Linked DNA regions of Mus musculus: region 2 is linked to region 1. A link is a loop called in an ENCODE intact Hi-C map of the cell type or tissue named here. Cell type or tissue: heart. All regions are shown on one strand.

Region 1 (4,000 bases):
TCCTGGGGAAGGACTTCCACAGGCAAACAAGCAAAAACTATTCTGTTCTGCCAGGTAAAGTGGTTAAGGCAACTCAAAACAATCTTTGGATAGCTGTGTAAACAGTTACAGAAGCTAAGTACTCATATCATAACAGGTAGAAAGTCATAGCTGTACATTTTTAAGTGGGGGTCAGAGTCAGGGTTACTGGGAACTTATCTTCCAGCGACAGGGTCACAATCAGCTGATATGTATCAAGATGAATGCTTAGCAGAAAGTGGAACTTCTTTGGCCATAATAGGCTTCAACACCAGGTATGAAGATAAGGTCTTGATAAAAAGCTTCAGTGAAAGAAGCAAGGGTTCCCAGGAACTCACACTTCTACAGAAAGAGAAGATTCATCGCCGGAGAGATAGGAAACAGCTTGGAGGTAGAATCACACCACATGTAAGGTCCTTAGGTAAATTACCCGAATGAGAGGGAGATAAGCCAGGTATGGTGGGGTCGAGGCTGTGGAATCCACTGGGAAAGACCAAAGGCTTAGATTACATGAATTTATTCTTACTGCTCCCAGAAGGACCACGGCCTTAGAGCCAAACATCATGCCCTGAAGGAGGAGGTTATGGTGGGGTCTTAAGAACATCAGAAAGGTCTGTGTTACACTGACCATGGAATCCACACCAGGCAGGAAAATGGTTTTAGCTCCCTTGGTTTCTTACTTTTCAGTTCTACAATAATAAAAAGAAACCATCTTACCCCTTTCCCACAGCAATTAGCAAAGGTAGCTGTTAGGGCTGGAGAGATGGCTCAGAGGTTAAGAGTAGTCAGTGCTCTTCCAGAGGTCCTGAGTTCAATTCCCAGCAACCGCATGGTGACTCAAAACCATCTGTAATGGGATCTGATGCCCTCTTCTGGTTTGTTTATACAATAAATCTTAAATTTTTTTTTAAAAGGCAGCCGTTAATACCTCATGGCCCGTTTTCCTATTCTAATCTCACCTGCAGGCCACTGGGCTCGCCCGGGCACACAACTGTAATACTTTCAATGTTTGCTCTGCATTGGTACTTCCTTACTGCTAAGCCCCTCACTCCATCTCTCTTATCCTCTACTGCATCTCCCAGGAACAGCCTTTTGGCCCCCAGAGTCCCTAGGGTATGCTTGGCTCCATACTAAGTTTCTCTACTCATCATAGGGATGTACCTAAGGTTTTCCTCAGATCTGAGAGCTTTGGTGACTGGGATAGAGCAGTTCACTTCTGAGCAGGGGAAACCACAGTCCCTTGCAGTTAGGGCTGCCTGTCACATCCCCACAGTGGCAACTGTAGCCCCAAGATTTAAGAGATGCAGGGGTGAGGAGCAGTAACTCAAGGTCACCTTAAGCACTGCGTAGCAAGTGTTTCTCAAGGCCTCTGCTTCATGGCTCGCTTCCAGGTTTCTGCCTTGACTTTGCTCTGATGGCCATCAATGGTGGACTGTAACCTGTATGATGTAAACCCTTTCTCTCCCTTGCTTTGGTCATAGTCTTCGTCATAGGAACAGAAAGTAAATTAGGACAAGGAGGCATTGGGGGGAATATAGTCAAATTCATTATATTTGTGTATGAAAATAACGTGAAGTCTATTGATACAGGTGATTAACCTATATCAGTAAACAAAAAGCTTGAATGTCCAAATGCAAAAAAAAAAAAAAAAATCCTAAAAATTATTACAACTCTGTTCAGCAACCTGCAGCCCGGGAAACCTGTCAGGTCTACAAAGACTTATTGGAACTGTGATATTTCTTTTCTTTCTTTCTTTCTTTCTTTTTTTGTTTTTGTTTTTTTTTGTTTGTTTGTTTTGTTTTGTTTTTCTGTTTTTCGAAAGAGGTTTTCTCTGTGTATCCCTGGCTGTCCTGGAACTCACTCTGTAGACCAGGTTGGCCTCGAACTCAGAAATCTGCCTGCCTCTGCCTCCCATGTACTGGGATTAAAGGCGTGCGCCACCACTGCCCAGCAACTGTGATATTTCTAAAGCAGCTTAAAAGGACAGGAGGCAGAAAAGACAGGGGCCTGACTTTCAACCGCTAAGACACACTATATTTATTAGTGCACTTAGCAAGAGGCAGCCTCTCTCCCACGGGAAATTGAGGGGTCTACAGAGGGTAGAGGGAGCTGGCTGAAATGGTTTATAGGGTTGGGATGAGGGACTTGGCAGTAAGGAAGTTGTTATTTTCCAAAACAAAGTATCCTTTCTAGGATGTCCATAAGAACAAAAGGTTATCCATAACATTGTAGGAATCTTGTTTTACTGTACCAGGGGTACTTCAGGAGACCACGTGCCATCTTCCAGGGCCCACAGCCTCCTGGTTTTCACAGTCTTGCCTTCTCGACAGTCCCCGAGTCTCCCCAAGCTCACAGTACCCAGCCTTAGATTACTCATTTGGTCTCACGTGACCCTCTGATTCCCTAGACCACAATGCTACCACCATGCAGGGGCAGTAGAAGCCCAGCTCCGGGTCTTCCCGGCAAAACGGAGCAGGGCGCGGAGATTCGGGGCGGGGCCTAGGGCGGGGTTCTGGACTCTGAGAAGGAAACCCTGAGCAGACCTTTGGACTCAGCTCTGCGGGAATCACATCAGCCGTTGACTCAGTCGACTCCCCCAGGCATAAAATCACAAAAGAGTTTTTGTTAGATGCTGATTGGGGAGGGAGGGGGAAAAGGGAGTCCAGGCTCCTTTTAGAAGGCCAGACCTCTGCAGTTTGAGCCAGGGGCCGCCTGGAGCCGCCCGGGACGGCCCAGAACGGCCCAGAACGGCCCGGAGCCAACCTGGGGGGAGCAACAGGACTTGGAGGGCTCAGAACTGCTAAGGCATCTCTCTCTATCCCTGCTGAGAGTCCATGCAGTTGGTCCTGTGTGGATTCACCAGGTAGTTGCTGAGTGCAACGTTAGCCAAACCTATCCGAACGTTTGTAAAATGTTAAACAAGGGCAAAATCTGGGGAACAGGTCCTGATAACGAAGATTAAACTGTAAATTACTTTAAAATACAAGGCAATTTACCTTCAATTCCAGTACTGCAGAGGCAGGAGGACCAGCCTGGTCTATACAATGAGTTCCAGGCCAGCCAGGGTACACAATAAAACCTTGAAGAAAAAAAAAGGGGTGGGGGGCAAAGTGGCAAATCAGATACCCTGATGGGATATGAGATGGGACAGAGAGAGATGGCTCAGCAATTCTGAGCACTTGCTTGCACGGGAAATCGCAGTGATTAGACCACTCCTGTGGGTGGAAAAGGAAAAGTTTATTCAAACTGCCAAGGCTATCTCTCAAGGGTCAAAAAGGTAGGGAAAGCCTTGCCAGTTATAAAGAGAGGAGCTAGCCAGAACAGCATGGAGGTTCAGAGTGGTAGAGGGGCTTTGATATGTGTTACAGTTTATGTTAATAGGGAACTAGTTGCCACATTTGCCCCATTTGGTAGGGAAAGATTAGGGAAATGGCTCTACCTGGCAGTCAGAAGCCATTTTGTAGGCTTCTGGAGAATGCTGAGTGTAAGCTTTTGTTTATCCACAGACAAACTTGTTCTATTTTGAGTCCAGCCTGAGCTGAGCCCAGATTGTCATTTGGGGACACTGTCAGGAGTGCTGCCGTTTTAGGGACTTGAGGGTGGGGGCCTAACATCGCTCTTCCAGAGGACCAGGGTTTGATTCCCTGCACCCACACAGCAGCTCAGAAGTCTGTAACTCCACTTTAGGAGATCTGACCCCCACTTCTGGCCTCTTGGGGTTCATGGAACACAGGCATAGAAGCAAGAAAAACACCCACACAGAGCAGGCTGGGAAAGGTAAAATTTAAAGAAAATGGGAAGCTGGATATGGTGGTTCATACTTATAATCCCAACACAGAAGGGCTGCATGAGGTGAAGGCCAGTCTGGGCCACTAAGGAAGTTTCTAGCTAGCTGAGGCTATCTCAAAAGCAAACAAAATCAAGTAAATAATAAATCCCACCCCTGCTGTGAAGGACTCACTGGAGAAGAACAGATGGGAGA
Region 2 (4,000 bases), 120 kb before region 1:
TTGTTTGTTTGTTTGTTTTTGCTTGTTTTGTTTTTCGAGACAGGGTTTCTCTGTAGTCCTGGCTGTCCTGGAACTCTCTGTAGCCCAGGCTGCAACTCAGAAATCCGCCTGCCTCTGCCTTCCAAGTGCTGGGATTAAAGGCATGCACCACCACTGCCCAGCACAATTAGACTATTTCTTTGGGAAGAAAAAAAAAAAAAAAAAAGAAAAAAGGCGAGCCAGGTGTGGCAGCTAGAGTCTAAATCCAGAAGCCCAGCTTCTATAGGGTAGAGATAGGAGGATGGCTGGAGCTTGCTGGCCACAGGCAAAACAACAAGGGATAAAACAGCAAGATCTGTGAAGTCCTCCCCTTGCATGTAAGAGTAAATGAACACAGACATAGACAGACATACCTGCCCCAAAAATGATCCCCCCCCCCATTAAAAGAGTTTGCTTACTGTTTCATTTAAAGATGGTTAGAATTTACCGAAGGCTGGCTATTGCTCAACCAAATCAAAATGGAGTCACATTAAAGGCCTACGTGATCAAGTGAAACTTGTTTATTTTAATCTCCCAAGAAACCAGTAAAGAGGTAAGAGTGAAATCTCCAAGCAGGTCATTTTCAGCTGGTATGATAAGGAAGTCCTGCTTTTAACCTTGGAAGGAAAATAACTTGAAAACAATCTGCTGTTAGTTGTTCCTTCTTTCCACAGCTCTTTTCTATTTGGAATACCAAACTTCCATTCAGCTCATCAGAATGTTCATTGCAGAGAATGAGAACTTGATTGTAGGATCATTAAGGTCTTTAAAAGTGTTGTAAAATTTAAAACAAGATTTATTAATAAATATGTATATGAGTACACTGTAGCTATACAGATGGCTGTGAGCCTTCATGTGGTTGTTGGAAACTGAATTTTAGGACCTCTGTCTATGGTGATTCCGTGTGTGAGCTAAGTGTGTCTGGAACAGGATCAAGCTGGCTTTCCTTATTGAGGAGCAGAAAATTGTGGTGAAAGCACAAGTACAGAGTCAGAAAGCAAAATAAATATGCAGCTTTTTATAAGTAATAAAAATCAAAGCTTGGAAGAAAGAAAGAGAATCCAAAGTGCAGACAGGCTTTTAAATCTCAGCACTTTGGCAGGGCAGTAGTGGCTCACACCTTTAATTTCAGCGCTTGGGAGACAGAGGCAGGTGGATTTCCGAGTTCAAGGCCAGCCTGGTCTACAGAGTTCCAGGACAGCCAAGACTGCACAGAGAAACCCTGTCTCGGAAAACCAAAACAAACAAACAAACAACAACAACAAAAAACCCACCTCAGCACTTGGAAGGCAAGGAGATAGGATCTCCTGAATTGGAGGCCAGACTCTACAGAGCAAGTTTCAGGATAGCCAGGGCTACACAGAGAAACTTTAGCTCAAAAGAAACAAAAACAAACCCAAAGTCAGTACAGTGGCTTTCAATGCCCTACATGAGCCCTCTTTGCTTCTCACCTCTTCTGTCTCTTATCTTAGTGGCTTTCTCATCCTCTGCCAGTCACACTGGCTTCCTTCTTCTTCCTCTAAAATGTTTCAACAGTCCTGGTTTAGGGACTCAGCACTTGGTGTTCTTTTGCCAGCTCTTCTTCCCTCCCCTCATATGTGCTTGGTTGCTTTTTTCTCAATCTCTTTTTAAAAACTGGATCACACCATTATTCATATACACAGTCTTTCTCCTTTAATCTTACTCCATACCTCTTTATGACTCCTTACTCCCTGACACATGCTTGTGGTTTGGTCCTGATACCAAATCAAGGCGGAGTAATTTTTGTCTGCTTTGCCATCATTTCCCTAATCCTAAAACAGTTCTTGGCACAGAGATATTAATTTTAAATGATGAAACAGGCTCCTTGCCTCAAAAACCTTTCCGTTGAGTTGGCATAATTAAAATGAAGTTCCTGTGTTCAATAGGAATACATGAACGTCCAATCTTCTCAAAAGATTCACACAGGCAGATGAGAATGTAATGGTTAATTTTTTAAAAAGATTTTCTTTATTATTATATCTAAGTACACTGTAGCTGTCTTCAGACACACCAGAGAGGGCGTCAGATCTTATTAAGGATGATTGTGAGCCACCATGTGGTTGCTGGGATTTTAACTCAGGACCTTTGGAAGAGCAGTCAGTGCTCCTACGTGCTGAGCCATCTCTCCAGCCCATAATGGTTAATTTGAGGCTGTGCTAATAAACACAATACTCAAGACTCTTGTAAACTGTAACGCACAGGGCAGTGGTGGTGCACGTCTTTAATCCCAGCACTTGGGAGGCAGAGGCAGGTGGATTTCTGAGTTCGAGGCCAGCCTGGTCTACAGAGTGAGTTCCAGGACGGCCAGGGCTACACAGAAAAACCTTGTCTCGAAAAAACAAAAACAAACCTATAACGCATTACGAAATTGTGATGTTACTACCTAGCAAAGAAGCCACACCTTGTCAATTACTCTTTCCTCGCTTCGAAGACTTTTCAGAGAAATTTTCGTTTAACTTTTATTCCCTCTTTCTAGAATGCAGTCGGTCGGCTGGCTGTGAACGGTGTCATCGCAGTCGGGCGTGTAGCATAGGTTAGTCAAGGAGTGCCTAGAGAACAGCTAACAGGGCCTGACGCATGCGCGTCTTCCCCCACTCCGCAAGACGTGCCAGCCATTTTGTCGCGTGTAGGTCCCCGATGGCGGGGTGGCAGGGAACGCAGCTGCAGCTGTCAAAAACAGTAGCCACAGAACGGTGGGCATTTCCCATCCTAGTGTGAATTAAAGGCTCCCAGGGAGCAACCCCGCCATGAAGCCAAAAGCAGGGCCGAGCACTGAACTGGGGTCTAGTAACGTCCTAGGCTCCGGAGCGCCTCAATCCTGCCTCCCCAGGTTTTCCTCCCAACCCGCTAGGCGCAGACCTAACGCGCAGGCGCACAGAGAGACGCAGCGCCTCCTCCGCCTTCAGGTCCCGACGCGCTTCTCCGACCCCCTTCCCTGATTGGTCGAATCGCAGCGCCATCACGCCCCCTCGGCCCCCGTGCTCAAGATTGAGGAGGAAGCGGAGGGGCGGGGCTTCCGTGCGCGTGCGCATTTCTTCTGCTGGTCTATTGCTGCTATTGCGTTGCAAAAAAAAAAAAAAAAAAGAAAAAAGAAAAAAAAAAAAAAGAAAAGAAAAAAAAAAAAAGAAAGAAAATTTTCTGCCTAGGTAGCTTTGGGCCTTTCCTGTGGTAGAAAATCTAAAGGCAAAGCTCTCTGCAGCCGAAGGGACGGCGGAGTAGCGTTTCGTCTTCGGTACCAAGGCCGCCCTGGGCTCACCGGAATTTGGCCAACGGGATGAGGGAAGGGCCTTAAGAGTTGAGGAGCGTAGAGGCTAAAAGCCTTAGTTGTCGGCGCCGTCGCAGGTTCTGTCTCCTCCGTAGTCGTCTCCCGACTCCCGGTTTAAACACCACCCCCGAGCCATACTGACAGTCCTCCGCGGCCGCGGCCCCTCCTCGCAGCGTGTGGGAGCCGCCAGCGCGCCCAGCAGCTAGCCCTCCTGCCGCCAGAGGAGCCTAGCGCGTGCAGCGTCCCCACCCCCTGGCCGCCCTCCCCTCCTGCTGCTTTCACGCACTCGCACTGATTGTTTTGCCCGCTCCCGCCGCCGCCGCCGCCGCCGCCGCCAGAGGACCAGAGGCGCTTGTGCAAACCGGGGAAGATGGCGGCCGGCGGCGGCGGAGGCAGCAGTAAGGCCTCCTCCTCGTCGGCCTCGTCCGCAGGGGCCCTGGAGTCTTCGTTGGATCGAAAATTCCAGTCGGTGACCAACACCATGGAATCCATTCAAGGCTTGTCGTCCTGGTGTATAGAAAACAAGAAACACCACAGTACAATCGTCTACCATTGGATGAAGTGGCTCCGGAGATGTGAGTGTGGGGGCGACTAGGAAGGGGGAGGCTGGAGAGATGGAGAAAATGCGGCCCCCAAAACACTCTGGGGTTTGCCCACCGAGCTGCTGCATTCAGTTGGGGTTCACATTAAAGATCG

The links. Peaks named below come from ENCODE experiments on the same cell type or tissue, not always from the same donor. Only the 100,000 strongest peaks of a DNase experiment are listed, where the experiment ranks them.
Region 2: it touches region 1 in a loop (2.2-fold over the local background); 1 of 42 quality-filtered maps calls a loop at or near these places.

What each region holds. Positions count from the first base shown.
Region 1 is chr3:95,700,842-95,704,841 of GRCm38, reverse strand. No RefSeq gene overlaps it. Among named protein-coding and RNA genes, the nearest start is that of Adamtsl4, 15 kb to the right of the region's middle. In heart, a CTCF peak has its summit at 2,437; a DNase peak (open chromatin) is centred at 2,501; H3K4me3 peaks cover 1,069 bases; H3K27ac peaks cover 1,848 bases.
Region 2 is chr3:95,818,426-95,822,425 of GRCm38, reverse strand. It overlaps Rprd2 (regulation of nuclear pre-mRNA domain containing 2), which reads left to right and starts at 3,473. Exons shown (of 11, transcript NM_001368178.1): 1 at 3,473-3,879. The coding sequence starts at 3,675. Gm29948 (a long non-coding RNA gene) reads right to left here and starts at 3,546. Exons shown (of 2, transcript XR_375854.4): 1 at 3,296-3,546; 2 at 525-2,706. In heart, CTCF peaks have their summits at 2,066 and 3,499; DNase peaks (open chromatin) are centred at 2,975 and 3,495; H3K4me3 peaks cover 2,479 bases; H3K27ac peaks cover 2,120 bases.